6 separate regions of the Homo sapiens genome follow, and all the other regions are linked to region 6. A link is a loop called in an ENCODE intact Hi-C map of the cell type or tissue named here. Cell type or tissue: IMR-90. All regions are shown on one strand. Links, peaks and the distances in the headings refer to the core of each region. The heading gives the core; the rest is flanking DNA. Region 1 has its middle 59 kb from the start of MIR1587. Region 2 has its middle 72 kb from the start of BCOR. Region 3 has its middle 71 kb from the start of MIR1587. Region 4 has its middle 47 kb from the start of MID1IP1. Region 5 has its middle 8.8 kb from the start of MIR3937. Region 6 overlaps LINC03099 (long intergenic non-protein coding RNA 3099).

What was found. A loop is a pair of places that touch in the nucleus more often than their neighbours do. Peaks named below come from ENCODE experiments on the same cell type or tissue, not always from the same donor. Only the 100,000 strongest peaks of a DNase experiment are listed, where the experiment ranks them.
Region 1: it touches region 6 in a loop (16-fold over the local background); 5 of 110 quality-filtered maps call a loop at or near these places.
Region 2: it touches region 6 in a loop (4-fold over the local background); 62 of 110 quality-filtered maps call a loop at or near these places.
Region 3: it touches region 6 in a loop (20-fold over the local background); 5 of 110 quality-filtered maps call a loop at or near these places.
Region 4: it touches region 6 in a loop (5-fold over the local background); 3 of 110 quality-filtered maps call a loop at or near these places.
Region 5: a loop joins it to region 6, with 16 times the contacts of the local background. A loop is called at or near these places in 7 of 110 quality-filtered maps.

The regions. Positions count from the first base shown.
Region 1 is chrX:39,894,272-39,899,201 of GRCh38, reverse strand. No RefSeq gene overlaps it. Among named protein-coding and RNA genes, the nearest start is that of MIR1587, 59 kb to the right of the region's middle. RefSeq lists an enhancer at 780-1,761. In IMR-90, for the core only: a CTCF peak has its summit at 1,833; a DNase peak (open chromatin) is centred at 1,531; H3K27ac peaks cover 956 bases.
Region 2 is chrX:40,167,196-40,172,125 of GRCh38, reverse strand. It overlaps a transcript of BCOR not described here. Among named protein-coding and RNA genes, the nearest start is that of BCOR, 72 kb to the right of the region's middle. RefSeq lists silencers at 1-36, 57-116 and enhancers at 1,842-2,041, 1,624-2,314, 2,315-3,005. In IMR-90, for the core only: a CTCF peak has its summit at 2,457 (motif pointing right); a DNase peak (open chromatin) is centred at 2,425; H3K27ac peaks cover 92 bases; H3K27me3 peaks cover 570 bases.
Region 3 is chrX:39,905,622-39,910,551 of GRCh38, reverse strand. No RefSeq gene overlaps it. Among named protein-coding and RNA genes, the nearest start is that of MIR1587, 71 kb to the right of the region's middle. RefSeq lists enhancers at 2,103-2,397, 1,771-2,467, 1,876-3,075, 3,903-4,692. In IMR-90, for the core only: no CTCF peak of the experiment used is centred there; a DNase peak (open chromatin) is centred at 2,211; H3K27ac peaks cover 1,409 bases.
Region 4 is chrX:38,752,105-38,757,034 of GRCh38, reverse strand. No RefSeq gene overlaps it. Among named protein-coding and RNA genes, the nearest start is that of MID1IP1, 47 kb to the left of the region's middle. In IMR-90, for the core only: a CTCF peak has its summit at 2,726; no DNase peak of the experiment used is centred there; H3K27me3 peaks cover 1,127 bases.
Region 5 is chrX:39,649,953-39,654,882 of GRCh38, reverse strand. No RefSeq gene overlaps it. Among named protein-coding and RNA genes, the nearest start is that of MIR3937, 8.8 kb to the left of the region's middle. RefSeq lists enhancers at 791-1,350, 1,351-1,912. In IMR-90, for the core only: a CTCF peak has its summit at 2,366 (motif pointing left); no DNase peak of the experiment used is centred there; H3K27me3 peaks cover 2,081 bases.
Region 6 is chrX:40,264,994-40,269,923 of GRCh38, reverse strand. All of the region lies in intron 1 of LINC03099 (long intergenic non-protein coding RNA 3099), which reads right to left. Among named protein-coding and RNA genes, the nearest start is that of LINC03099, 4.5 kb to the right of the region's middle. RefSeq lists enhancers at 1,914-1,963, 1,994-2,093. In IMR-90, for the core only: a CTCF peak has its summit at 2,714; no DNase peak of the experiment used is centred there; H3K4me3 peaks cover 371 bases; H3K27ac peaks cover 174 bases.

The sequences.
Region 1 (4,930 bases), core at 325-4,324, 370 kb after region 6:
TCATGTCCGGTGCCTTGGTGGGGAGGAGTTGTCACCCGGAGCCTCTGTGCGCGGCCTCCTCAGTACAGCAGTCTCAGGAAGGCTGGATTTCTTATGTGGCGACTGGCTTCCCCCATAGCAACTGTGCTACGAGAACTAGGTGAAAGTTGCATGCACCTTTCTGACACAGCTTTGGAAGCCACACAGTGTCATTCATGCTATACTGTATGGGTTGAAGCAGTCATGAGCCCACTCAGATTCAAGGAGAGGGGACATAGACCCCAGTTCTTGATGGGAGGAGTGTTAAAGACTTTGGGGACCATGTTTTAAAATGGCCTCAGTTTCTAGTCTTATACAATTCTTCATGTAGTGCTTTATATTTTACAGTGTTGGTCATCTCTAATATTTATTTTGACCCTCACAACAGCCTTCTGAAAGGGGTAATGTTACTGTGCCCATTATGCCAATAAGGAAGCTGAGGCTCAGAGAGGTGACTTGATTTGCTCAAGCTTCTGTGGCAACAAAACAGAACGAAACAATGAAACACTCCTTAAACCCACGTTCCCAGGTAACAGATTTTGAAGGTGTGTGTCACGAAGATGAGAAGTACAGAAAGTTGTTGTTCTTTGTGAGCAATTATCTTTCATACCTTCCAAAACAATGTTTTAAAATATCTGATGGATTGTTTGGGAGACCTGTCACTTACACTAAGACAAAAGACTAAACTGAACATACTCTTCATGGAGAATCTCTTGGGCTGCTACCTCTGGTCTTCCTTATCTCACTGTCGAATCTGCCAACAATAAAATGCTAATTCATCTAATACAAATGTGGAGAATTGTGGAAGTCAAGCTCAGCCAGACTGGCAGCTCACAGGGTAAATATTTGATCAGTGAGTAAAAATTCAAATTTGCACTATTTGCTGAAGGTGAAAAGTATATTAGGGAATGAATGTAATGGGGGTTAAGTAGGCCTGTAGGAGGTCTCCTCTAGGATTCCACCCCTGGAAGCCCACAGCTTCTTGCTGACCCAAGTTATAAGCAAGAGTGGGCTGGGCGGTTCCAACCAAGACCACCCTCCTGATGTGGCTCGCATTGGCTGGTGTCGTTTATGTGCACAGCCACAGTGAGTACCACACTGTCCCCCAACTTCTCCCCAGATCGTTTTAGAGAAGTGCTCTAGGCATTCCTTTTCTACTACCAGGTAAGCCGGAAGCCACTCCTGGCTTCCCTGCTCAGCACCCAACACTTCGTTCTGGGCCATAACTTGTGCCAGGGGAAGTAGCTTCAAGGGGTTTGCAGCAGGGAGTTTAGGCCAGCTGTCAGGAGGGGAAGTGAGGGCTGGGGTTAGCCCCGAATGTTTACTCAGTCCCCACGTTTCCCCAGACCTGTCCTGCTCCTCTTCAAGACCCTTAATATTAATCCAGAGAGAGAAGTCGGGCTGCTGAACAGCCTAGGCAAGTTGGGAAGCTGGCAGGTATGTGAAGAATGTGCTGGTTATTTCAACCACCAGGCTGGAGAGTGGAGCCGGAGCCCTGGATTCTTTGCTGGTGAAGCTACATGGCTGGGGAACAAGTAACAGCTGGTCACTGGCAACTCTTGGGAGGAAGGGGGGCTGAGCTGGCGGCTGGAGAGGAACACGTTCGCCACAGCCGATGGGCCAAGCTATGGATATTTTGTGGTGCTGATTGGGTTGTCTTATTTAACTGTGGTTGGGCTTGTCCGAGGGTCGTCCTGGGCTGCCTAGTGCCCTGGTGGGTGGCACAATGAAGCCTAATGATCAGCCCTGCAGAAGCAACCCTTAAACAAGCCGGAAGCATGAGGCCCCCTGCAGTCGCAAGCTGTGATGGCCGTTGGTTCCCGGGACTCAGTGCCTGAGTGTAGGAGGAAAGCACAATGGAGAAATCAGACTAGCGTTCTCCTCCGTGGGCCTGGGCCAACTAAAACGCAAGGCTGGGCTAGGGTCAGACCAGGTTCCAGACAGGCATCAGCCTCCGGAGGAACAGTGAGGGGGCGACCAGGCCCCGAGGTAAAGAAAGAGATTGATCTGTCCAGATGTGCTAGAAGCCTAGACATTGAGGGAGGGGAGAGGGAGTGGCTGACATGGAGGGGCACCGCCCAGATCTCTCTTTGTGGAAGGCCTGGCTGCCCAGCTGCAGGCTGTGTAGTCTCCAGACAGCCTCCAGCTGTCAAGCCTTGGGCGTTTAAGAATGCCTCGGCCAAGGCCACACTCTCCTGGGGTGGCCCATATCTGGTGCTGAAGTGGGGTGGGGGGCCTGTTATAAAGGGCTTGCCTTTGCTGGGCACGGTGGCTCACGCTGTAATCCCAGCGCTTTGGGGGGCCGAGGCGGGCGGATCACAAAGTCAGGAGATGGAGACCATCCTGGCTAACACTGTGAAACCCCGTCTCTACTGAAAATACAAAAAATTAGCTGGATGTGGTGCCGGGCGCCTGTAGTCCCAGCTACTCTGGAGGCTGAGGCAGGAGAATGGCATGAACCCGGGAGGCGGAGCTTGCAGTGAGCCGAGATCACGCCACTGCACTCCAGCCTGGGCGACAGAGTGAGACTCCATCTCAAAGTAAATAAATAAATAAATAAATAAATAAATAAATAAATAAATAAAGGGCTTGCCATTTTGGCCGGGAACTCTCCAGAACTCCAGAACTCTCTCCTCCAGGTTAGTCAAGACTCTGTTGGACCTGTATCCCAGCTTGACTACCCGCTCTGCCAAGTCCTGCTTGCCCCCCACTTCCTTTCACAGGATCTGATCCCTCACAAATTCCTCTTAACCCCCAATATCCATCTCAGCGTCTGCTTCCAGAGACCCCAGCCTGTGGTAGAGAGTCCTTGGGAACCAGCAGGACTCCAGATGCCATTTTATTACAGTCTGGGGGGTTTTGTCCAGTTTCCCTTAAATTGTTCCAGAGGTTTCCTCCACTGATTGTACTTTATTTCCCCTTGCTTTGAGAGATTATTCCAAACATAATAGACTCCTTCAGTAGGGCAACCCCTGCCCCCAACCACACATGAAATTTCTTCAACTCCATTGCATCCTCCCCAGACACCCTTCCTGCAGCCTGAGGCCAGTCCTGCCCCTCTAAAGGAGACCTTTCCCCCCTTATATCTGTTCTCCTCTCTTGTTCCTGATGACTGTGGCTCTCTGCCAGGGTCAGTCGTAAGGTGTCCCTCTGCACACAAAATCCCCATCTCCTGCCAGACACTGGGCCTTTATTGTTGGCATGGGGACAAGCCAAATTGCTTGGCAAACCGCACACTGGCCCTTAGTCACTGTCTCATCACTGTGGCCATCGCCGCTGCCTTGATCTTCCCTCTCCAGCTCTCAGTCCTCACCGTATTCTCTGCCTTCTTCCCCTGGCACAGACAGGGCCAGCCTAGGAACCCCAGATGTCACCTCCTGAGGGCCCCAGGGAGGCCTAGCTCATAGCTTAGATCCTTGGCTCATCAGTTAGGAACTTCTCTGACCTGCTTGGCAGCCACCTCCCCTCACACCAGATGCCTAATTAGTAGCTCAGAATGTCCTTTTCCTCCTTCTCTTTGGGCTCCACCTTCACCTTGATGGGTGGCCCCAGAGTCAGAGCAGAGAGGAATGGCCATTGGAGGCAGGGGCATATTTCAGGCATTGCATGGCAAGGGCGGGGAGGAGATATTCCCGACTGTGTCCGTGGTTACAGCTGGTTCAATTCTATTCAATGTCTATTTATTGTACGCTGTGCAGTGGCAGTGGGTGGCTGTCACCTGCTGACGTAGGGCCTGCCAGGGTGCTGTTGGCCGTCCAGCAGGAAGCGCTGGCCGTGTTGCTGTGGGGAGACCATGTGGCTTCTACCATCCGCTGAGGGGTCAGCGATGGGGAGGGCATTGCCAAGGGTTACAGTGACCTGTTTTAAAGGCTCGCTCTTCGCCTGGCTGCACATGAACCTGCTCTTCCAGACCTGAGCCTCAGCGAGGGAGAAGGCTGGCCCCAACCAGCTAACAGACCTCCAGGGGGACCTGAGGGAATTGCTCCCCTTGCCCAGGCCTGAGACAGGCTCCCGAAGGCTTCATTTACACAAACAATCAAAAAGCCAACCCAGCCCAGATGTAACGCTCACATTTTATTGCTTGCAGTGTTTTAGTTCTAATTTGGCTTCATTTGGAATAGAGGTTTTACTAAGTGGCATAAATTGAGCCTAACAAGTTTTAAAACTCAAACACCAACACCCTAAATGCTTAAAACTGTAATTGGAGAGATATAAAAAGTGAGTCGTCAGGGAGGGGCTTTGAGGGAGGCAGAAGAAGGAGGAGGGGAAGAAATGTAATTTCCGTCCTACTTGGCAGGAGATTTAGTTCCTGCTTCCCCTCCCCCCAGGCTCCAGCCCTGTCCCCTCCCCTGGTGGAGAATGTACCCGGAAGCCTCCTGAATCCCTGCCAGTGCCCTCCAGGATGTTTTGTACATAGTGGGTGCTTAGGAAAGATTAGGTGAACTAATTATTTTCTTAGATGTGGCTGTGGACAGAAGGGCCAAAGTGGATTCCTTCGAGGGGACGCGTTTGTCCCTGCAGGGGAGATCTGAGCTGTCTCCGCTGCCCCCTCAACCCCGCCCCCATTGTGGAATTCTACATGCTGGAGAACTCTCAGGATCTTACTTTGTAGGGAAATTGGAGGCCACTTGAGACCTCTGGGCTCTTCTGCGGATTGCAGAGGGTACCGATGGGAGGGGCCGGTGCCTGGCCACTTTGCTCAGGGGCCCATTTCCCTACTTCTTGTGTGAAATATGGTGGAGGATGATGCGTAGGTGGGGAGAGCAATCCATGTGTGAACTTCATGGCCCCGTGAGTCCTTGAAGAGGTGGCCAGGCCGCTGTAGGGGCCACATGAGCAGCTCTGCAGGCCAAGCCTGACACTTTGAGGGACCAGTACTCTGATTTTCCTTCAGTGCACCAGCCCTATTCCT
Region 2 (4,930 bases), core at 292-4,291, 98 kb after region 6:
TCGGTGTGGGTGTCCCCACTCCCTCAAGCCTTTACTTTCAGCTCGCGAAACCCCATGGATCCGCGGCTGGGCTGGGCAGCGCAGACGCCCAGCTGCCCTCGCCAACCCCAGGCCCAGAGGGGGCCAGGCTGGCCTGGGGGCTGGGCGGCCCGGCTGCACTTGCCGGCGTTGAGAGAGGCTCTGTGAGCCGGAGCCGGCCGCCGAGCCGAGGGAGAGAGCGCATCAGCCCGCGCGCCTTAAGGCAGAACACACGCCTTTCCCGGAACCTTGAAACCCAGGGGAGCCGCTGCCATCTTCGCGTGACGAGCAGCGAGACGCCGGTGATTAAGTGTTTCTTTCCGGCTCCCTCTCCGGGTTGCGGCTCTCCTCCTTTCCACAGGGCTGGAAGAATAAAAACCTGGGGAAAAACCACACACAACTGCGCTCTGGTCTCGCTCGCCATGTCCGCACTGGTTTCTTAGGGTGCGCCCACGCGGGGCACCCCCTGCTCCCCTACTCCACGCCTGGCCGGGGTCGAGGGCTGCGTGCCTCGGTTTCCATCCGCTCTAGCGCAAATCTCGGAGTTTAATGGGGAGGGGGCACACATTGCTGAAGCCACCCGACCCCCATTCTCCTTACGCCCCCCCCCCATGGGGATTAAACCTAAACACATGAATCCCCCACCCATACCCGGGACTAATCCAGCCGCGCCTCCTGGGATTAACTCGGCTCACAGGTCCATAAAACACTTCCGGCGCGGCCAGAGGGTCTGTCTGCAGAAACACTTTAAAATTGTCCTCCCGGGCCTGGAGTCGGAATTGACTGGGTGGAGGGAAGTGAGTAAACAGACAGTTGTAAGAGACAATCCGTGAGGTTTGCAGGCTGTGAAAAGAGCTGCTTAAAATATGGGCTGTCGGGGTTGCCTCCAGCAGGAGGGTGGCCCGGGTCCTAGCAGACAGATCCAAGAAAAGGATGCAATATATTCTAAATGACATTGACCTGGAGGAAGGAGGGTGTAGGCAGGAGCAGGCTGGCTTCACATGGCTTCTGGCTCCAGTTCAGTGAGGAAGACTAGCTTCCAGAAATTTGTGGGGGCGAGTGGCCAGTCTCTTCATGTGTAAAATCAGAACAGTAACACCTACTCTGTCCCCCTCGGATGGGTTTCTGAGGACCAAAATGTGAAGGCACTTTGTAAATGCGGCTCAACCCTTCTGCTTCACTGTGGTTAATGTTCAGTCTCTCTTAGGTAGAAAAACCAGTGACTTGCTGATTAGAAAACAAAGTAGAAATCAGCCCTTTCTCAAATCTACGCAACAATGTTCGAGATAAAGGGAACCCAAAAGCAACCTAATATTTTGAACCTCCTTTTACATCATTTCGAGATAAGTTTCTGAAGTAATGAGAGAATCTTTGGAATGTTCTAAGAAAATCTGTCAAAAACTGGAGGTTAATGGGGAAGAAAGGGAGGCTTTAAATTGGGTCAAATCACATTTTAAGAAGGCTGGGCGCGGTGGCTCACGCTTGTAATCCTAGCACTTTGGGAGGCGAGATGGGTGGATCACGTGAGGTCAGGAGTTCGAGACCAGCCTGGCCAACATGGCGAAACCCCGTCTCTAGTAAAAATACAAAAAATTAGCCGGGCAAGGTGGCGGGCGCCTGTAATCCCAGCTACTGGGGAGGCTGAGGCAGAATTGCTTGAACCCGGTAGGCAGAGGTTGCAGTGAGCCGAGATCGTGCCACTTCACTCCAGCCTGGGCAAAAGAGCGAAACTCCGTCTCAAAAAAAAAAAAACCAAAACCAAAACAAAACCGGAAGAAGAATATAAATTTATAGTAGCTTCCTGGCTATATCCCCTTCTGTTAGTCTGCAGAAGAGATGCCCGTTGGTAGCCATTCCCCCAGCCCCAGGACCGAAGGACGTCTTGACTCAGGCTTGGTCTGCTAGGTGCAAGGTGTTGTTGGCGTCTGGGGTGGGGACAGTGAAGAAAGGCGATCATTTTGCTTTAAATGAACATCAGAAGACCCAGGCCTGCTACTGCGTCTTGAAGGCCTGGAGTTGTTAAAACTCTGTGGGAGGGGGTGCCTCGTGACCTCCTTCCTCGCAGATGGGCTCAGGCAGCGTGACCGGCCCCAGGTGGTGCCCAGGCGCGCTGGGGATGGAGGCCCAGGCTGCGCGTTCACCCTGCCTCGCAGATAGCGAGTAGGGGCCTCCGGCTGGACCGCCCACCGGCCTTACTCTCCCTTCCCTGGCCTTGGGGCCTTGGACCAGGGTTAACCCTGGTCCCGTCTCCACCTCATTGCCCCCCGTGCAGCGCCGTCCCCGCCCTGGCTCCCGGCCCAGATCCCGAGGCCTCCCTCGCCCAGCAGTCTCGGTTCTTCCCCCTCGTGATTCATTTAGCAGCGGTGCAGAAAGCCTGTTTACCTCCGCAGCCCTGGGCGACTCGATCTGCGTAAAAAGCCCCAACGCCAGCTCCGACCAGTAGGGGGGGGATTGTCCTATAGATTATTTCTCCTCCTGGTTTTTGTTTTTGTTTTTTTTTAAACCAGAAGGCTTGGTTGAAGAGGGGGTGGGGTGGCGTGTTGCTGCTGTTTTTTAAAACACCGTATTTGAAAGAGAAACAAAAGCCACACAAAAGCCGTTTAGGAGGTACCAAGACTGTTTTTACATATAAAAAGTGCAGCGAATACCAAGGGGCCCCCAACAGTGATAAACTAAATGGTTGGCCGATTTCGACAATTAACAGTTAATCTGTTATCTGCGATCAGCAAACAAGTTTTGAGGCTCGAAGGACACCGAATTCCTGTTCCAGTCGATAGCGTTGTACTCGAATCTGTTGAGCACATCAGATGCTCCCTGTTTCTCCTAGAGCGAATCCAGCTTTAGCAAACATGGGTTTCCCAGGTTGAAGGACCGACTTGAGCCAGAGAAAATTCTCTTGTGCAGCTGAGGAGCCTCTGTCTGCATCGCCCCTCGAGCCCGAGCTCATCTGTTTGGTTTAGATTTCTCCAAATTGGTTTTCACCCCGATTTCGCGGACCTCCTAATTTTGCACGTAATAGGCCTCCGATAAATGTGTACTGAATGGCAGAAACTAAAGTGAGGCCCTCGGCCTGGAAGACGGCCTGACGCACGGCCTCGCCCTTGGAACCCCACTCGGGTTCCCAGAGCCCCCAGGCCGCTGCAGCCTGCGCGCAGCTTCGCCCTGCGCCGGCCAGGGCGGGCGGGCGGGGGAGGCCAGGAGGCACGAAGCGCCTGGAGCCTGCACGATGATAAATATTGCGCAGACAGCCCATAAATAATTTGCATTATGTTCAGCTGACAACGCGGGGCGATTAATTTTAATAGCTACATATTTGCCTGGGCTGCTGCTTTCGTAGGCCCCGTAATGAAAGGCGAGAGGCCGCCCTGGCTCCGTGCTCGCGGTCCAGGAAGGCAGCCGGGGGTGCGGGAAGGCCCGATGTGGCGTCTCCTCCAGGCAGCCCCCCGGGGAGCCCCAGCCCCTTGGCCCCCCTCTCGCCCTCCGTGCCTTGTGGAGGTGAGGTGTGCGCGCACCGCCGGAGCACCCCCGAGGCCTCGAGCAACAGGAGCCACCATAATGACACTGCACATTTGTCTGTGTGGGGAGAGCCACTTGTGGACTGGGAGACCCTCCACGTAGCTTTGTGCCCCACCCGGACCAAGTCCGGAGTTTCAGGTTCCACTTAGGCTAGGAGGGGGGTGTTTGCCGCCGCCAATTCGCCAGTGGGCCCCAGCTCGGCCGAGGCTTCTCCGCCCTCCCGGCAGAGGCAAGAGACAAAACAAAGCCCGGCTGTCCCCGCGTCCTCTCCGCGCGTGTAGGGTCCTGAGTTCTGCCTCCCAGGAGCTGTCCGGCGCTCCGCGGAAGGCCCCCCTAAAATGCTTCCTGAGCTCCTTGATGCAAAAGGACCGCACACATAAAGGACGGAAGAAAAGAAAGGGTCTGGAGGAGCTCTTTAAAAGAGGGGGCAGGGAAGGAAGCGCAGCGAGGAAGGACGCGGCTGCCGCGGTCCCGTGGTGGCCGGGTGCGCGCGTGTGCGTGTCTGTGTGTGCGTTCCGATGACAAAGCCCCGCCGCCGCCAGCAAGCTCCTGGCTGCCAGAGCTCTGGTGGGGGAGGGGAAAGGGAGGAGAGGAGCCAGCGCTAGCGTAGGTAGCGGGGAATCGAAGCTTCCCAGGAGAAAGAGTTCATTCATGAGCTGTAGGAGGCCTCGCGGCCCGGCCAGGTGGAGCCTCCTGAAGCCAACACCTGTGTATTTTCCTTTTTGGAAACAGGCGAGCCCATCGATCATTACCATATTTTAATTGCCTTTCGCAAAGGTCATCTCTAATTATGGGTTGCGAGGAGGGTTGGTCAGGAGTCCGTGGCCCTTTATTATCTGTGTGGGTGTGTGTGTGTCGCCGCAGAGACAATGCGCCCAGCTCTTATAGAAATGCCAATCCGAGGGTGTCCGTGCGCGCCTGCGAGGCGGTCACGACGTGCTGGATCCACGCAGACCAGGCTGCGTGCACAATAAAAGCCGAGCAGGCGGCTGAGGGCCGCGCAGACCCACGGGTTTTCTTTTTAGAAACAGTGGTGCGAAGAGACTTGACAATAATAACACGCAGCAGGATTAAATCAGGGCGGGAATAAGGAAATGTATTTTCGTTTCTAGAACCGCGGACTGTGTTTAACCCATCCGATCCTCCCCTCCCCAGAGCATTTTGTGCACACGTGGAGTTCCGCGCAGGGACAGGCGCCGGGCACAGAGTGGCTTGGGACTGCCCGATGACGTTCCAGGGCAGCCACGTTACGTTCATATTAATCTCTTCCCTTAATTCGGCATGGTTGTCAGTTACAGTGACGTGAAACAGCCTTAACGATGTCTGTTTTATGGGAAACAATACCTGGCTAGTTGAAAAAGAGAAAGCAAACGTTGAGGTTTTTTAACTTTTGAAA
Region 3 (4,930 bases), core at 350-4,349, 360 kb after region 6:
CCTGCCGGCCCCATGTATGTCCAAGCCGGGGAGGGGAGAGGAATGCAGAGCCAAGCTGTGGCAGGGCTGGAGGGGCCCCAAATGCCCATATCCCTCGGAGGAATACAGAGGTCCAGTGCCTACCTGGTTCTGCCCCAGGGCCTGAGGCGGCTTCTCTCCCATCCATCATTGCCCTGATGTCTAATCTGTGCTGGTTTGTCCTCCTGCCCTGTCTGCCAGCCTTGGGGAACATTTGGGACCCTCAGGGCCTAGCCACATGATAGGCCCAAGTAGGACTGGCTCTGCGTCAGGGCTGGAAGTGTGTGCTGAGCTCAGCCCACAGGGAGGCCTGCTGCCTGCTGTTGACGCTGGTGGCCATCTCTCCCCATCGTCAATGTTCAGGAGATTTGGCTGGTCACCCCTGGCCTGGGTTTCTTCTCCATGCCACCGCCCCACCTCGGTAATTCCCCTGGAGACTTCTAGAGCTTCCAAGTTGAAAGGGACCTGAGAGCTCACTTTGTCTAAATCTCTGCCTCCAGCTGCCTCTCTCAAAGCCTTCTACTCTGCTGCCAGGGTTACCTTTCAGGACCAACCCTAGATCCCTCTACAATCTTCCATGCCTCACCATTGCCCTCAGGAGTAAGTTTGATCCCCTTAGCTGAGCCCCCCGAGGCCTGCGATGATGGATTCCTGCAACTTTTCCAGGCCTCATCTAGTGCCCCCGACCCTGTTATCCCATATTCCAGCCACATATAGCAGTTGGCAGCCCCCTGGTGGGTGAGACTATGGCCTTGTGTTTTTTTTCTTTCCTGTTTCCCTTTCATCTCCCTTCCCTCCCCTATTTCCTTATTAACCTGGGCCACCTCCTCTATGCAGCCTTCCCCGATTATCCCTCCACACACTCAACACATCACCTAATCCCTGGTGCTTTGTGGTGGGCTGAGTAGACCTCAATTGCAGCACCTGGGACAGGGGGTATTGCCCTGTATTCTCCTTCAGGATGCTTCTCCTCCCAGGCCAGAAGCTCTTGGAAGGCAGGGCAGGCACATCTTTCCTGATTTTCCTTCTCTAGAACCTACCAGGGTATCTTAGGTAAGAATTCTCCAGGGCAAGGTGCGGTAGCTCATGACTGTGATCCCAGCACTTTGGGAGGCCAAGGTGGGTGGATCACTTGAGGTCAGGAGTTGGAGACCAGCCTGGCCAACATGGTGAAACCCCGCTCTACTAAAAACACAAAAATTAGCTGGGCGTGGTGGCACACACCTGTAATCCCAGTTATTGGGAGGCTGAGGCAGGAGAATCGCTTGAACCCGGGAGGCGTAGGTTGCAGCAGTGAGCCAAGATCGTGCCACTGCACTCCAGCCTGGGCAACAAGAGTGAAACTCCGACTCAAAAAAAAAAAAAAGAAAGAATTCTCTAGAAGCAGAGCCTGAGGGGGAAGTCCCGTGTGAGTGCTTTATGGAGCAAGTCCTTGCAGGAGAAGCCAGCGAGAGAGCGAGGGCAGCAGCGCGGCAGGGAAGAGGTGAAGCAAGGAGGGAAGCTCAGCGGAAGCCTGGCCTCAGCCTGATCCCAGGGCGGGGGTGGGGGCCATGGAGGGTCCAGGGCAGCAGAGAGCACGGAAGAGTCAGAGAGTGAGAGGGCAAGAGAGGAAAGTAAGGCAGCAAGAGGGCAAGCAGGAGAGAGTAAGCCGAGACAGCAAGAGAGTGGCGGGGTGATGGACAGGGGGCATGAAAGAGGGCACAGAGCGGGGAACAGAGCACCAGGGAGAAGAAGAGAGTAAGTGAAAGCCAGCAAGCAAGGAGGACGGGAGGAGGAGGACAGAGAATGCAGGGAAATGAGGGGATGGGAAACATATTTCTGGAGTGTGGGCACAAGAGAGGGAAAGCATGAGAAAATAAAGGAAAAGCATGAGAGAGAGAGAGAGACAGAGAGGATGAGTGAGCGCAGTGCGAGCCTGTCCCAGGCTCTCAGGGCAGTTCAGGAGTCATGGCTGGGCTGCGGGCTTTCCCTGGGGCCCACGTGGGTGAGAGATTGAGCAACGCCTCCCTGGCGTGCTCTCTGTGTGGTGCCCCTGGCAAATTTCCCTGAGGCCCTCCTGTTCCAGGGGACTCTCGGGGCCACCGCTTGGGCCAGAGGAGAGCGGAACTGGGTAATCGACTCACCGTGGGCATTTCTGTGCAGGCTCATTCTCTAATTCCACAGCTCCTCAAGGAGGGGGCGGCCCTGTTATTATTTCCATGTCACCACAGAGGAATCTGAGGCCCGGGGAGACCTGACAGGGCTCAGAGGTGAGTCACTGAGAGAGAATTCATGTCCCTGGATTCCCTTTCCTCTAGGAGAAGAGACGTAACTCCAGATGGAGCATCCAGTGCCCCCGTGATGCCTCTGCCACAGCACATGTCCAAATGCAAACACCCAGGGCCAGGCAGGGGGCTAGAGAAGGGTCCCCTTGTCTTCCAGGCCCTTGAGAGGCCTTGCTAAGCTCCCACTGGAGGCCAAGCCCTCCTTTCCACTTGCTTAGACTTGGTCAGAGGAGGGAGGGTGGGCACAGGGCATGGCGGGTGGTGGAAAGGGACCAGCACCAGGCTCTGGGTCACCTCTGTTCCAGTCCCAGCTCTGCCACCAAACAACATGTGACCTCGAACAAGACACTTAATTTCTCAGAGCCTCCATTTCCTAATCAGTAAAACACTGACAAGGCTTGCCTTGCCCACTACCTTAAAAGCTCGTTGTCAGGGCCCATTAAGATAATACAAGTCAATATCTAGTACCATTTCACAGAGGTCTCCCGGAGGCCCTTTGTAAATTCTGTCTTAGCTTCCTATGGCTGCCTATAACAAATGACCACAATTTGGTGGCTTAAAACAGTAGGAATATATTCTCTTATGGTTCTGGAAGCTAGAAGCCTGAAGTCAGTTTCACTGGGCCATACTTTCTCATGAGAATCCAGTGAAAAATCTGTTCCTTGCCTCTTCTGGCTTCTGGTGGCTGCTGGCCTTCCTTGGCTTGTGGCTGCCTCACTAATCACTACAAACGTCAAGGCCAGCATCTTTGCATCTCACTCTGCTCCACGTTCACGTGGTCTTCTCCTCTTCCATTTGATTGATGCAGGCACCAGGCTCAGGGAAGTTACCCCACGGATCAAGGTCATCGCCAGTGAGAGAGCTGGAATTCGAACTGAGGCCTCGGAAATTTAAACCTCCGTTCTCTGTTCCAGCTCGGCCAGAGCCTGCCTCCTGGGGCCTCTGTGGCCTCTTTTGGGGAGCCCTCTGGAGCCAGCCTGTGGCTGTCCCTGGCTCATGTCCAGCCAATGAATCGAGGACTTGAGGCTCAGGCTGGACTGTGGTGTCTAAATAAAGGGTGCCCTTGAGATTAGAGCAGAGGTCAGGAGAGGACACCGGCTGCAGATGACCAGCCCAACGGGGTGGCCTCAGTGGCCCATCAGAAGGCTGGGGGTGGGCTGGCCTCACTTGCAGCGAGCTCTACCCTCCAGTGCTCTGCCAGCTGGGCAATCTAGGATCTCAGGACTGAGGTCAATGCTGACATAAAAACCAGTTGACTCAAGCAAGACCACCTACATATTTAAACAGATCTTTGAGAACGAAGGGGTTGTGTCATCACTTGGGGATGGAGAGACAGAATGGGTCTCAGACTGGGGACTAGAACTTTCTTTGCTTCAAGAAATTTGTCCTTTTAAGAGGCTGATGCCTGAGAGGGCCCTTTCTACCTTCTCCTTGTCCTGTTGAAAGAAATGGCAAAGTCTGTCCAGTTTAGTTCTGGAGAAAAGGTAAAACAAGGCTGTGTGCGTGCACATGTGCGTGTGCAGAAGTGTTGAGGGCAAAGAGATAGAGCCATTTAATTTTTTTTTAAAAAGCCAGATGAACCGGCAGAACTCGACACTGCTTACTCTATTCCACATTTTATCCGCAGAATAAGAGCCAGAACAAGAGATCCAGGAACATGGGAAATACGGCTGTGGCTGAAGTCTTATCTGGGTTAAAAACCCCAGGAGTGCTCCTCTTTAATTTTTTGGCAGAGCAGGATCAAGGAATCGATTCACTCTGGTTATGCTTCCTACCATTGTTTCTGTGGGCCGTGTTTGATCTGTGTTTCACGTGCAGATCTGCTATCCACGCTCTGAAAGAAATAATATATTCTGCATTGCACCAGGTCAGCCTCAACCATGAAAAACCTTTTTTGGATGATTTCAAAGCCACACATAAGCTCGCGCGTGAACACACACACACACACACACACACACAGACACACCAGCGTGCGCATGTTCACACACACACTGTTTGTGTAAAGGATTAAAAAAGAATGAAAGGCCCAGTTGCAGAACATGACCAGGGTTCCAGACGTGGAGTGGCCAAGGCTGTGGCCCTCACCCGCTGACCTGGGCCAGCCATGTCCCCTCTGAGTCATGTGTGTGCCCCACCCCTGCGGGCAGGGGGCATCCGGACCATTCGATGGTGTGCCTGGTGAGGTTATTATTAGTAACAATGGTTTCCAGTGAAAGAGTAATTTTCACAGTGGAGAAGGCTTCCCCTTCCTTCAGGTCAAAAGCTGAACGGAGACGAAAATGACATTAACCAGTGCAGGATCCTGAAAAGATGAAATGCTCAACACCTCCCAGCTCTAAATTGGACTGGGCGTTTACTAGCGTTTTAAGGGCCAGAGGGAAGTTGAAGCAACTGCCGGGGTAACACACACGTGAAAAATGTGAGGCCAGACAGTCCGGGCAAATAAATAACCCTGTGCTGGCAATAAGAGACGTGCCTGGAGTTTTAGCGCGGGGCTGTAAAAGTTGACAGGAGCCATTTGGACTGAAAACGGCCGTGTGGATAACGCTGCCAGGTTTTGCCAAGCGCCCGGCTGTTGAATACTACAAAACTGAATAGATGAAAAAGAAAACAACAGCCACAAAAGAGAAAAAAAAATTGCAACACGA
Region 4 (4,930 bases), core at 392-4,391, 1.5 Mb after region 6:
TCTAGATGTTTGTTCTAAACATTTTCCACTCTCCCCAAGGCCACCAACTTCTTCCTGCCTTCATTTGTCTGTCTTCACCAACACAGGCATCCACGTGAACTTGCTGACTTTTCATCCTCACAGCCTCAATATCTCTGGATCTTTATCCACCTTCTCCTCACTGATATCAGAGAAGACATGCTCACAAACTGCAAATGCAGCACACCTACTAATGTCTGTTAGCCAAATCTCCTACTCCTAGGCCAGCCCTTCTTCTGTGTCCATGATCTCATCTACTTCTTCCTCTTTGTGATGCTTGAGCTCTCCCTGGACACTTCCCTGTCATCCTAAGTCATTCTCACTCTGCTGATTTTTTTCTTTTTCTTGAATTGCATATTCACATTTCCTCTATCTTTAAGAACAAATAATACTCCCAAAATATCACCCCCCAAAATTTCCTTTACTTTCCCTCTATGAAATACTAGTCCATCTCCCTTCCTATCTTCCCCAGGCTTCTAGAAAGCTTAATATACACCTGTTCTCTCTGCCTTAATACCTATTATCTCTGATAATTCCTTGTAACCTAATTCTATTTCTTCATAACCAATCTCCACCTGGCCTTAAGGGTTTGCCAGGGACCATCTATGGCATCGATGGGGTTTGCAACCCCTGTGTCCATTGGCATTGCAGGCATCTCTCTACTCTTCTCCGATGTGTTTTTCTCCCTCAGCTTTAAGGGGAAGAATTTACTCCTTTAAACATCCATTGTCTACCCTATCTCTGATGGATGCCAATGTGATGCAAATATAAATGAAGCTCATTTTCTCCCTTAAGATGTTTACCCTCAAACACTGACAACATGTTAATATGTTGGGATAAAAGAATGTGCCTAGGACTCCTGGGATGGTGAATAGGAAGTGGTTAATTGAGCCTGGTGCTTGAAGAAGCTTTGGGGGTGATCCCACAGGCAGTTATAGCCTAAATGGCAATGTAGACAGTCAAGGCATTAACAGAAGTCAAGAAACCAGGAGGAGAAACTCTAGTTAGTGGATGATGAGTTAATACTTGGCTGTGTTTTGGGTAAAATGACAGCTGGACATCCAGGAAGTTGAGCCAGTCAGTCCACTTGGCGAAAGAAAGATTATAGAGGTAGAAGAGATTTGGAAATCAACTGCGGAGGCGGGTGGCTGACACCAGAAGAGTAGGTGAGGTCACCAGAAGATAAGGCTATAGAAAGAGAAGAGAAGAGATCCAAGGGCTGAGCTTTGAGGTGAAGAGAGAAGAGAAGCTAGAATTGCCCAGAAGGAGGATATCTTCCCTCCTTCCACATCCTCCTCGATGCCATCACCAGAACAACTGTTTTGAAGTGAAGACCTGTTCTGGTCACCTTCCTGCTTAGAGACTCTCAATGGCTTCCATATTGCCTACAAGATAAAACAAACAGAAAAAAAAAAATCTCCTTAGCACAAGACCCTTCAAGGTCTAACACCTGTGTACTTCACCTTGTTTATCAACCCTCCCTGGCAGGGCCTATACCCTAACCCAGTGGTTCTGACCTTGGGCTTGTATCAGAATCACATAGAGGGCTTGTTAACACAGAGATGGCCAGGTCCCCTCCCCCAGTACTTTTTCATTTCCTAGGTCTGAGGCAAAGCCTAAAATTTGCATTTCTAACAAGTTTCTGGAGATGCTGATACTGCTGGGGAGAGCAACACTCTCACCCTTTAAGGATCACTGCTCTAACCATGGCAGGCTTCCCCAGCCAGAACAGAGTTCTCTGCCTCTGTGCCTTTGCTGTTGATACTCTATGCCAGTAATATCCACCCTCTCTTCATTGCCAGTGGCAAAGTTCGAGAAAACATCCTAGACAAATTATCTTCTTTGGTGGCTACGCACACTGATTCCTGTCTCTTGCTAACAGTTATTCGGCACCTCTGATAATGCAGGCAATATGCTAGATTTGAGTTGCCAAGACAATTCAGAAAGCAATAGAAACCCAGCCCTGAGCTCTTGCTGCGTGGAGCCCAGTCTTAATATGTTGATATACTGTCTGCCCTGGTCAGGATCTTGGGTGGTCCCAAGGCTTGCGAGGAAGAAAGGAGGGGGAAATCAGCAGCTCTCACCACGAGGCTCTGGAGAAAGAATGATTCAGGCGCTGAATGTTAACAGTATTGCTGCATTTGTCTTTTGTCCCCATCTAGAACACAGATTTCTTAAATGTCAGAGTAGAACTCTTTGTGTTATGTGCTGCTTACGATTGCCTTGTACATAAAAGCCGCTTATTTTTGAATGAATGAAATGAACAGCGGTGTGTCCAATTTGTTATTTGCTTCTAAGTTTATTTAAACAGAAGAGGCCATGCCAGATGACATCTGCACCATATACATTTGTCACATTTATGTTAACATGCAGCTTTTGAAAGTACATTTCATACTATCTCTATTATCTTCTGTTATCCTCCCTTTTTTATCTGATCAATTAGATAGTAGCTTTTGACCAGATGGTCATTAGGCAAGAAGACATATATTTACCTACTTGAGAGAGCCTGAAAGACTTGGACAATTCAAAATAGGGCATTTCTAAACAATGATTTTTTTAAAGTAAGTTGTTAACTTCACATAGAACTTTGTTTTCCTAAAATAAATTTAGAAATGAAAAAGAAAAAAAAAGCCCAGTAGATTTGGATTTTTTTGGAAGACTTACACCAGGCTTTTTCAGATCACGACACAGTAACGTAGCACCACTTTGCCATCTAGTGTTGTGGGTCAGTATTACCTGTGGTGGCACCAATAAGCAGTTTTCTTCAGACTTTATTAAAGCGCACAAAGATGCCTACAGGAGTTAAATATATCTTAGAATGCCATGGATCCTATTTCGAAAAAGTCAGTCTTCTTTTCCATTCTTCCCTTCTCAAAGTCTTTGGAAAACAACCAAGCTGAACTGAATTCAGAGCATATTGCAATTTTTGCTCTTAGAAATCCCCCACATGCATCTGCTGGGTGATATCCTTAAACATGGGAGAGGATGGTGGAAGAGGACAGAGCAGCTGCAAGTAGGTCTAAGTTGCTCAGCTGCAGCTGACAGGAGAGCTGAGCACGGCCTTCAAAGTGGACCCTGGTTGATGAGGAAGCCCAGTGTGAAGATTACACAGGTAGTATCCGGAGCATTCTACCAGTGTTCAAATCCTCGTTCTGCCATAGTACTAGCTGTGGGAACTTGGGCAAGTTCATTTAGCCTCTCTGTACTTTAATTCCCTCACTTGCAAAATGGGGATGTTCTCCATTCGTATGGCTGTTAGTATTAAATGAGTTCCTATGTATTAAGCCTACGTGCTGTATATTGACTGTACAATCTTTGTTAGAATGGCTGGTCTATAACTTACTACTTGTGTAATTTTAAGCAATTTTCTTAACATCTTTGAGCCTCAGTTTCCTTATTTGTGGAGACAGATTTATTTTTATTATAAGCAGTAGCATACCTAGCATATTTGACATCCAGAGTAGATTATTTTTACACTCCCTTCCTCATATAACAAAATCATTTTCAGTAACATTCACGAAATGAAAGTAATAATTGTAACAGTCCCAGAGAAACACAGATAGTGAAAATATTTTTTATTAAATTTTCACACCAGGAAAAAAGCAAAACAAAAATAAATATTACAGTACCAAAAAGGAAAAATAAACTGAATTAATATTTTTATTTATAGTAATGTATTTAAAGGAGGGGGAACCCACATGAAGAAACATGTCCAATTCATTGAACACCACAAGATTCCGCGAGTGATGTGCACACCGAATGACAGATTGAAGCATCTCAAGTTCTTTTTTTTTTTCAGCCACGGTCCTCTCATTGTGATTTCAAAGCTACCGTTTAAATGTAGGAATATGTAAGTACCACAGCAAATGGAGAGGCAAATTGCATCTGAAGTGAGTTCAAGTGATTCTGAACCAACATGAACTTACTCTAGAATCAAATGGATTGTAGCTGAGTCCACGTAGGTCAGCAGCCTGCTGTGTGAGTGGGGGTTCTCGCATTATTGTCCATGCAGAAAACACTTTATTAAAAGGGTAAGTCATGAAAATATGCCAATTTGAAACTTACATATGTTCTTTAAAACTCAGCGCTAACCTCTGCAATTGTAGAACTTGATCCAAAAAGATATTTTGGAGGTGAAGGAGGAGTATTTTATCATTGACGTTGTTTAGAATTGCTTAGACATGCTAACAAGAAAATAGAGACCAATTTGTGGTTGGTTTTAGTGTTGTTTGTAGTTTCTTCACAGAAAAATGTGTCCTCCTCTTGCCTGTACCCTGAGCCAGCTGTGCCCATTGCCTTGCCTTTAGTACCCATTGTTTCTAAGAGATAAGTGAGAAAAGCAGCCAAGACAATACATTCAATATTGAATATTTAACATCTTCAATATATTCTTCTTTCATGAGTTATTTCATCATCCCTCACCTCTTACCCACTCAAAGCCTGCTCTCCATCCCTTCATTCATACATACGTATGACTAAATGATTTTGAGCCTTCAGGTGACCAATGAGTGACAAGCTAACTGACAAATCCAGCATCCTATAATGTTTGATAACAAACAATCAACAGATTAGGTCTTCATTCAACACAGGCCTCATCTGGAGTTCTTCTCAAGACATCTCTCACACCAAAAGGTAGAGTCATTCCAAGCTGTCTTAGCATGTGGGTGTGGAGCTATCACTGCAGAGTTTGGTCCATGAGCCTGTCATTCACCTCTACTCTCAGACCTATACCCACCCTTTTGTATCCTCCACTCTGTATCACAAGGCACTCCATTTCCCTGGCTTCCGGGAAGGTTGAGCCAGTAGAAAACACAGGCAGAAGACTGGAGGGAGAAAAGAGGGAAGAAGCCAGGTGATCTCCCCACCCTCTCACTGCCTCAGGCAGCATCTCTGCAATAGCTGTGTCTCCTCC
Region 5 (4,930 bases), core at 320-4,319, 620 kb after region 6:
GGGCTCGCCCCCTCCATCCATGGCTCCTCTCTGCCTGAGAGCAGATGGTAAGGAAAGCAGACAAAGCCAGACAGGAGAAGCAGCAACTTGCTCTTGAAAGGGCTGGCAGCCCCCCTCTCCCTTCCCAGCCTCACCCAGGGCCGGGAACGCGTGCTGGGAAGAGGATTAAATCAATGCCAATTCACATCTCTCCAGAAGCTGGCTCCCTGATCTGAACTAATAAGCAAATCATTAGTGAATTAGGGCTGGGGAGGGCTCCGCGCAGCGCTCCTTAACTCCAGCTGTAAGACAAGCCTAAAAGCCCCAACCCCTTTCCTTACCGACCTCAAAATGTTCACACCAAGGAGATTTTCTGTGTTAAAGCAACAATCAAGACCTCCCCCAGCCCCAACTCCGCCAAGCCCCAGGACCCTTGGGAACCAACACGGGCAGGCAACACCATTTTTTCTTCCTCCGAATGCTGGTTACCAGACCCTGTGCCCCAAATCCTCCCGTTGCTCCTAACAGGCCGCAAACCCCACGCTGTCTGCGGCACCTGGATCTAGAGGGCTCCGGAGCCCTGCAGGCCAAGATGTCACCCCCATCCCCCAGCCCTGGGCACAAACTTGGCCCCATTGCTTATTTTCTGGTGAAAGCCCATTATCTCTCATTTACATCTAAACTAGCTTTTCATACTATTTTAAAGGCTGCTCCTCCCCTTCTGTAATCTCCCTGCGAATGAATTAAAAGTTGATTCTTGAAACGCACAAATCTTGGGGGCAGTTTCTTTTTCCTTCTTATTTAAATCATATGCTGTTTTGGACTAACCCTTTTATTTCCTCCCAATTATGATTTCTGGTGTGTTTTCCAGAGCTTTACAACATGGCATCTGATTATACACAAAGCTTCAGAATAAAGCCCTGTTTTTCCCTTCATTAACGACACAAAGGATGGCTGTGTGATCCACACAGCACTTTGTGATTTAATGCAGCTTTACAGTCTAAATCGCACCCGGCTTGGGCAAAGCAGATTTGGGAGTGAATCAACGCATTTTCTTGCTGCCAGGAGCTCCCTTGCAGATTCCAGCAAATTCTTTCACCACACGGAATTAGCATTTGATTAAGCTCTGCAGACACGTTCAAACTTTTACCACTGAGCGCCGGCAGGGCTGCAGTAATCTCCCGAGAGGGGGAGGCACCAAGCGCAGCCACTGCTACCCCTTCCCCCCATCCGCAATGTGCACACTTTGCAAAAAAATTGTGGGAATAGTGGGCAATGGATGGCAGGTTGGAGGAGGGGGTACCAGAAAATGTGAGGGTGCCAGAGAGCAGCATGGGGGTGGAGGGTCGGAAGGGAAAGAACATCACGTACATACTTGGGTTATAACCACCCTTTCTGCCCCAAAGTTGCCCTAGACAGGCTCTTTCTGCCAGTGTGCTTACCATAAAGGCGCTTTGATGTTATAGTTCTCTGACCCAGGAGCAATGTGACCTTCAACCAAAACCTGGCCCGGCCTTACATCCAAGAGAGCGGGGAGGGTCTTTTCTGGTGCCCCTGCCCTGCCCTGTGGTCTTATCGGTGGGGTTCGGTGCCTCTTCCAGCTACCTCCACCCAGGAAAGCTCGTGATTCACTTCCAGGAGAGCTGCGAGTTATGCCTCCCAACAGCCTGGGTTTAAAATCTAGTCCATTTCCATTATGCAAATGTGAGAAGCGGAAGTTTATCAAACTGGGGCTTTGTACCTAGAAAGCGGGCGTGCCAGCATGGGGGGCTATAAAGGCTTTATTGCCACAACTTTGGGGTGATTGCTTTGCTCACAAATGCCAGGAGCACGACTGAATTATGCAGGTCTTCCCAAACAGGTGGCAATAAAAACTTTACAGCCTCCCACACCATCACATATTTTGTTTATGCCTCTTAGGTGTCTTATTTTGTTAGTTTTTTTTTGACCCTTCTGTTACTATGGAAACGGAAGTAGGTGGAGATGGTTCCAGGTATCTGTTAAGGCAAATGCGAGGCAAGTCAATTATCATAAAGGTGCTCTAATTTTATCCTCTGTTTGAGGAAATAACTGAGGTCCTGTGAGGAGGGGAACCAATTAGTTCTGGAACATCATAGGCATTCCAGAATCCCACAGCATCCCTGTAGGGAAGATAGGGAACATGGTGGAAATGTCCATTTTACAGATGGTGAAACAGAAGTATAAAAAACATCTTACTGGCAGTCAGTAAGTTTGCCCCATAGAAGAAAAGAAAAAGGGCAAAAGGATTCTCTTCTGGGTGCGTGTTTGTCCGTGGTCCTCCTAGAGCTTCATGACCCAAATTAGGAACTCATTTTGGGTAACCTGAGGTCAGGCTGTAGTGACATCTGCTGGCGAAGATGGAACTGGCTAAAGCAGGTTTTTCTGTTGCTGACAGCTGCCAGGCCGGGAGATGGTGGTCTGTCTACAAGCGTGAGCTTGTGGATGGCTTAGATGAGAAACAGGGTTGGACAGCCCCTTCCCTTCTGAGTGTGATAAGGAAAACAGGCTCAGACAGAGGGGTTCAGGAGTAAGGGCTCAGAGGGTCCAGACCTCCATGGTTCCGGATGTCTTCTCAATTCCAGAAGGTACAATTCAACAGTGGGCGAGAGGAAATGTCTGAGGTGGATCTCCTGGTTCCTGTGGCCAAGAAGAAGAGGTTTTGTGATTTAGCATCTTGCTCAGCTCCTTCCTTTGGGAGGGACTGGGATCCCATTCCTCATGAAAGAGGGAATGAGGAAGGCAGATAAGAGTGTTAGGAGGAATCTGAGCAATGCCCACAGAAGCTGTCAGCAACCACAAGGAAGAGGGGCCCTTGCAGAAGAGAACATCTCCCTCAGGGGGCTCCTGTGTAGATAATGGCATCCTCCCATCAGAACGAGGAAGTTGGTTGAAGAGGGTACTGGAAATGAGGAGGAAGACCTGGGCTTTGGAAGCTCCTTGTGAACTTGAATAAGTCCCAGAACGGCCCTGAGCCTTGGTTTCCCCGTTTAAGGAAGACCAAATGCAATATGGGTCCCTCAGGGAGTTGTCATGAATGAAAGTGTAACAAGCACCAACATTTGTAGAATTTTGGTTTCAACTAAAGGTTGCCATGGATTCTTGTCCTGCCAAATCCATTGCCCAGAGATCTTCTCTTTAGGCATGTCTCATCCCCACCTCCAAACCCTCAGGCTGGATAACTAACTGGGGGCAGGAGGCTCTGCCAAGCTGTTCTGAAGTCCTCTGCAACAGCACTATTTAAAGAGTGGTCTACAGACCAGGGCAGGTTCAAGAACAATTTGTCACCCATAAATGACGAGATAGCACCGAGACTGAGAATAAGCATTCTGAAACTTCTATAACAATATGACAGAGTAATTTTACATCTGTTGAATCCAAATACTAAAACTTTGGACTTTTTACTTTTCATTTTTTTCTCCAGTGATTTATTTTTGTTGTATTTTATCAAAGATTTGTCCATGACAGATTGGGAAAACAAAAAAATAAGAAACAACTAGTCCTTCATCACCAATAGTTTGAGAAGCGGTGCTCTGTGGGGTCTCATGGCTACCCTCCTACAGCATCCTGCTGGGAGATGGTAGGAGGATGTGCATAGCTTCTTTCTTTGTAAGTTAAATTATGAATTGTCAACAGCAAGGCTTGCTCCATGCAGGCGGCCGTGCTGGCCAGGGCTTGTGTAGGACATCCATTCAGCTGTTGGTGACGACTCAGGCCTCCCAGCTCTCTGAGCTTACTGGGCCACGTCTGCCTCCCTGGGAGGCCCCCTGGGACCTCTCTCCCCATCAATCTTCCCACTCTTTGAAAGCACGGAAAACGAGCCCTTTCCCAGTGCCCCCCCTTTTCTTTTCGTCCTAAGTGAACCCGAGCGCATGGCAGGAGCTATCAAACACGCAAATGAGATTTCATGATCTAGTTCATTAGGCTGTGAATCCCTGGGCCCACCATCCACAGAGACGCTGCTGCAGCTTGTTTTCTGTCTGAGTCTGTCTCAGGGGACACACTCTCTGCACTGTATCCATTAGTACTGTCCTCCCTTTCCAGGTGCTTCACCCTACCCTATCCTCTGGCTCACCCACCCTGCTGCCTTGTTCCCATTCTTGGTGCAGCCCTGCCGTTTCTCTGGGCTGAACAAAGTCTTAGGGATATTTTGGTCGGGGAGGTGATGAGGGATGGCAGGGTAAGTCTTATAACTATGTGTATTAGTCCATTCTCATGCTGCTATTAAAGACATAGCAGAGACTGGGTAATTTATAAAGGAAAGAGGTTTAACTGACTCACAGTTCAGCAAGGCTGGGGAGGCCTCAGGAAACTTACAATTAAGACAGAAGGGGAAGCAAACACATCCTTCTTCACATGGCAGCAGCAAGGAGAAATGCCGAGTGAAAGGGGGAAAAGCCTCTTATAAAACCATCAGATCTCATGAGAATCACTCACTGTCATGAGAACAGCATGAAGGTAACTGTCCCCATGATTCAATTACCTCCCACCAGGTCCCTCCCATGACATGTGGGGATTATGGGAACTTCAATTCAAGATGAGATTTGGGTGGGGACACCATAATCAAACCATATCACTTTGGGCCAATTATCTCTCTTAGCCTCTTCTTATCTGTACATTGTGTATAATGATATCCATGTAATGGAAGTTAAGTTGTTAGGAATCCTTCCTCTGATCATAGGAAGGGCTCAAAAAATAGTAGTTATTAATATCTGATAATTATTGTTTTATAATTTTTGATTTTGTGGTCTTGTGAAATTAAACCTACAGCTTCTGTTTTCTTGGCTGTAATATGGGGATTACAAGCATCTCCTTCATACGCTTGTTGTAAGGATTAAAGGGCATGATGCTATCCACATGAGAGTTCCCAGCATTTTCTCTCCCCCTCCCACTCAAAAGGTTGACCCCTTCAGGATTTTTCCATCCTGTCTTT
Region 6 (4,930 bases), core at 304-4,303:
CATATGGGTTGCATCTTCCATTTGAGAGCCTCTCACCCTAAGTCTCACAGTCACCAGTACCCTGGCTTCCAGGACAAACCTGGATGATTTCCCCCCAGGCTTAAAGGAAGACTAGAGACTTAAAGGAAGCTGGACTTTTATGAAAAACTCATTGTGGGTGGGGGGCCCAGAGACTTAAAGGAAGCTGGACTTTTATGAAAAACTCATTGTGGGTGGGGGGCCAAAAATTAACTAGGCATGAAGAACCTGGGAGATACCAGATTATTCTGGCTCACTAGGGCTTTACACTTATCTGGCCACAGCTGGGACATACTCCCTTCTCCCTGGACCGTGCAGTCTGGGCCCACCTCACCCCCAGTGTGGGCCACCTATTATGATGCCCCCCAAAATGGTGTCAATTCAAGAGTACCTGCTTCTCTAGGGTCTAGGCTTTGGGGGCCCAACTTATCACAACTTGAAGTTACTGTTTTAAAATTTATCTTATTTATTTGTTAATTGTGTCATCTGTTAACATGTTATAGCTCCATAGGACAATCACTGGCGGTCTTATTTACTGTTAAAGCACCAGCCCTAGCCCAGTAGTTGGAATATTTTGATTGCATGTATGGGTGGATAGCTGAGATGGATGCAAGGATGGAGGGATGGATGGATGGATGAACGGATGGGTGGATGGGTGGATGGGTGGATGGGTGGGTGGATGGATTGGCCCCCACATAGTACCAAGGTACTTCTCCTGTAAATACCACAAACCTAGACCAGCAGTTCTCAAACCTTTAGGTCTTGGGACTCCTTGACTTTTTTATTTATTATTGAGGACTCCAAAATGCTTTTGGTTATATTGGTCTTGTCAGTATTTCCCACATTAAAAATGAAAAAAGGAACATTTTTAATATTTATATATTAATTGATCTAAAAATAACAATTATGAATATATTACATGTGTGGTGGGCAGCCTCTAAGATGGTGCCCAGTAATTCCCACCTTCTGTCACCCACACCCTTGAGTAATTCCCTCCCCTTGAACGCTAGCTGGACTTACAGACTCACTCCTAATAGATCTATTGTCCTATAGGGATGTGGCTTCCAAAATTGGATTACAAAAAGACTGTGCCTTCTGTCTTGGGTGCCCTCTTTTCTCTCTCTAGGAGGAGCCAGCTGCCTTGTCACGAGGCAGCCCTGTGGAGAGGGCCTCGTGGCAAGAAACCCAGGCCTGCCAGCAGCCACATGAGTGAGTCTGGAGGTGGATCTTTCCCCGGCTGAGCTTTGAGATGCTCCTACCCCTGGAACACACCCTGATTAGTCTCCTAAGAGACCCTGAGCCAGAACCACCCAGCTAAGCTGCTCCCAGATTCCTGACCCACAGAAACTGTGTGAGATAATAAATGTCTGTTGTTTTCAGCCACTAAGTTTTGGGGGTAACTTGTTACACAGCAATGGATAAAATACATGGTAACATCGATAGCACAATTTTATTAAAAAATAACCGTATTTTCCAAAACAAACAAAAAAGTTTAGGGAGAAAAGTGGCATCGTTTTTACATTTTTGCAAACCTCTTTAATATCTGGCTTAATTGAAAACAGCTGCTTCCTCATAGGGGCTTGGGCATCCAATGCGTTGTGATACATTGTTTTGGTTGAAGAAAATCCAGCCTAATGGAGCTTTGCAGTTAGAAAAGGACAGTCTGAAAAGGGCTCAGGGAACCACAGGGATCCTCAGACCACACTTTGGGAACTGCTGACCTAGACAATCATAGACCCCAAAAGATTCTAATTCTAGGGCCCTCACTTCCCAATCTTGGTTTCCTGTTTGGGACCTTTGCCATTTCTCCAGGTGCCCAAGTGACTTAGTGGTGATGGAGGCCACCCAGGAGGTCTGGTCCCCTGCCAAAAAGGATAAGTCCTCTGAGGCCTAAAAGCAGAAGACACTGATGAACTAACCCTCAGTCTTGGCTGTGTCATGCCCAAGATGTCACACAGAGGGGAAAGGATGCCTCTGACATCCAAGGTGAAGGTTGAGGCATCTGGAGTCGGGGAGGGCAGGGGAGCTTGTTCTCTGCGCATTGACAGCTTCCGGGACACTGGGGTTTGCCAGATCCATGGGGATTTCCCCCTCTCCTTCCCTTTCCTGCGCGTGTCCCACTACCCCCAACCCCCGTGAAGTTTAGGGCCTGTTTTCAGCCGGAGCCGGTCTAATTTTCGCTGCCTAGTTGGTCAGAGAAACGCACGCAGCTGTAGCAAAGCATAAAAATAGCTTCCTCCGTGACCAATTTCTTCCCACTTCCCTTTCTCTCTCTCCATGCTCGCCTCCCCGTCCCCACCTTCTGTGGAAGCAGGAAGGTCCCTGGAGGGTGCCAGCACTATTGAGACATGCCATGCGCCCCAGCTTCCCTCCCAAACAACACATGTTCCTGATTCTATTTTGCCCTGGTCCCCCGCAGGCTCGCACAGGCTTCCCTGGGGACCGGGCGTTGTCAGATGGGTCCCCGCGGGCCCAGTGTCCGTCCACCTCGTTGGGCAGACTTCCTCTCCCGCGCACAGCCCCCCAGACATCTGCACGCCGAGTGCTCGCCAGCGGCACTGGGATCTGGGGTCCCAGCCTAGCCCGGAGCCAGCCAAAGGCCTGCCCGCGAGGGATCCGGATCTTCTGGCACCTTAGAGGTTAAATGGGAAGCCTCCAGCTGGAAGGAAAAAACGCCCCGGTGCTATGCGCGGAGGCTCCAGGCGGTGTCCCCAGCGTCCCGGGCTTCCTCTGCGCCGGGCGGCTGCGCGTCCCGGATGCGTCCGCGGCAGAAGATGGAATCCGAAAGTGGGCATTCGTCTTTCTAGTTTGGAAGCAGGGGAAGACAATCAAACCTGCAGCAGCTCAGCTCCCCAACGCGAAGGTCTAGCCAGCCTTGGGCAGGGGAGCGTTTCTAGAAATGTCTACACCCGGAGCCACCGGCGGGAACCAGGAGGGCGGGGTATGGCCCGCACCTGCCCTGCCTCTCTTCCCTGAGCCTTTGGGACCATGCGGGAGAGAGGACAGGCCACCTATCGTATTTCAGGAGTGGCTTGTAGGGTCCAAGGGCCGTTTGCCTCCCTCTACTGCAGTTTGGAAACAGAATAAACCGCCCCAGCAAAACCCGGCGAACTTGTCCAAACCACACAAAAGTTCAAACCACACAAACTCCAACTGGGCACCGACGCAGGACTGGCTTTATCTGTCCGCAGAGGGCTTTGCTCTGCCTCGCAATTGATTAGGGCTCCTGAAAACCACTGAAACAGTTTATCTCACCCACCCAGCCTCAAGCCCCCTGATGGGCTGGAGTGGAGCCTGGATTGTTCTGGCAGCCAACCCCAGACCAGCTTCCACCCAGCTTGGCGGCCCCCTGGGCCACCTGCCTGGTTCCTCACTCCACAGAGGGTCCCCATTTTGTGGCAGAAAATCGAATGACAGCAAGAGGGTGAGATGGGAAGATGAGGGAGTTGGATCTATGAGGGGAGAGAAGCATTCTGTCCACTGAACAGGGTGGGGGGGGCTTTCCAAGATCCCCCCTTTACTTTCACACCCTTTCTCCAGTTCTGTTCCTCTCCTTTCACGGCACCCAGCGCCCTTCTGCACGGGTGGCCCAGTCCTCCAAGCCCAGCCTTGTCTTTTGAACTTCTCCCCAAGCAACCTGTCCCTGTACAATTTACATCCTCTCAGTTGTTTTCTCTCGAAACTCTTAACTCAGGCGGCCAATGCCATGGCCATGAGAACATTCTTCACCACAGAAAGCAAGATCCTTTGTCAGCCTGTTCTTCATGGGAGGGGAAGGGAAGGTTTTGTAAATATCAAGTGGAGATTAACTGGGGGAGGAGTCAGGAATTAAACAACGTGCTTTTTTTTTTTTTTTTTTGAGACAGAGTCTTGCTTTGTCACCCAGGCTGGAGTGCAGTGGCACCATCTCTGCTCACTGCAACTTCCGCTTCCCGAGTTTAAGCGATTCTCCTGCCTCAGCCTCCCAAGTAGCTGAGATTAGAGGTGCACGCCACCACGCCCAGCTAAATTTTTTTGGGGGGGGCGGGGACGGAGTCTCGCTCTGTTGCCCAGGCTGGAGTACAGTGGCGCAATCCCTGCAACCTCCGCCTGCCGGGTTCAAGCAATTCTCTTGCCTCAGCCTTCTGAGTAGCTGGGACTACAGGCGCATGACACCACCCCTGCTAATTTTTGTATTTTTAGTATAGACAGGGTTTCACCATGTTGGCCAGGCTGGTCTCGAACTCTTGGCCTCAAGTAATCTGCCTGCCTCTGCCTCCTAAAGTGCTGGGATTATAGGTGTGAGCCATCGCACCCAGCTAATTTTTGTATTTTTAGTAGAGACGGGGTTTCACCATGTTGGCCAGGCTGGTCTGGAACTCCTGACCTCAAGTGATCCACCCACCTCGGCCTCCCAAAGTACTGGGATTACAGGCATGAGCTACCACGCCCAGCCTAAACAGTGCACTTCAACACGAACTAGTAACGATCATGGTGGAGCACAGTCACAGACGGGGGAGGATCTCTGGCAGCTGACCTTCTGGGCTCACACCAGGAAGCCTGTCACCTTTCCCAGCTGCCTGTGCCATGCCTGTGGTGCCAGTCATTGCTCTAATGGTAGGCAGGGAGGCAGAACTCCCCCTGAATAAGTACAAGGACCTGATGAGCCTTTGAAAGCAGGCGACCCACTCAATCTGAATTCTTTCAGGTTGTTTCCTGCCCCAACAACTGTATGTAAAACAACTGGCTGAGAGCTTGTACAAATTAGGGTGGCTTGTCACAGGGTTTCTATCACATTTAGTCACCTCTGAAAAAAGAGACCCGTTTTTGTAAAACACCTAGCAGACCGGGCGCCGTGGCTCACGCCTGTAATCCCAGCACTTTGGGAGGCCGAGGCGGGCAGATCACGAGGTCAGGAGATTGAGACCATCCT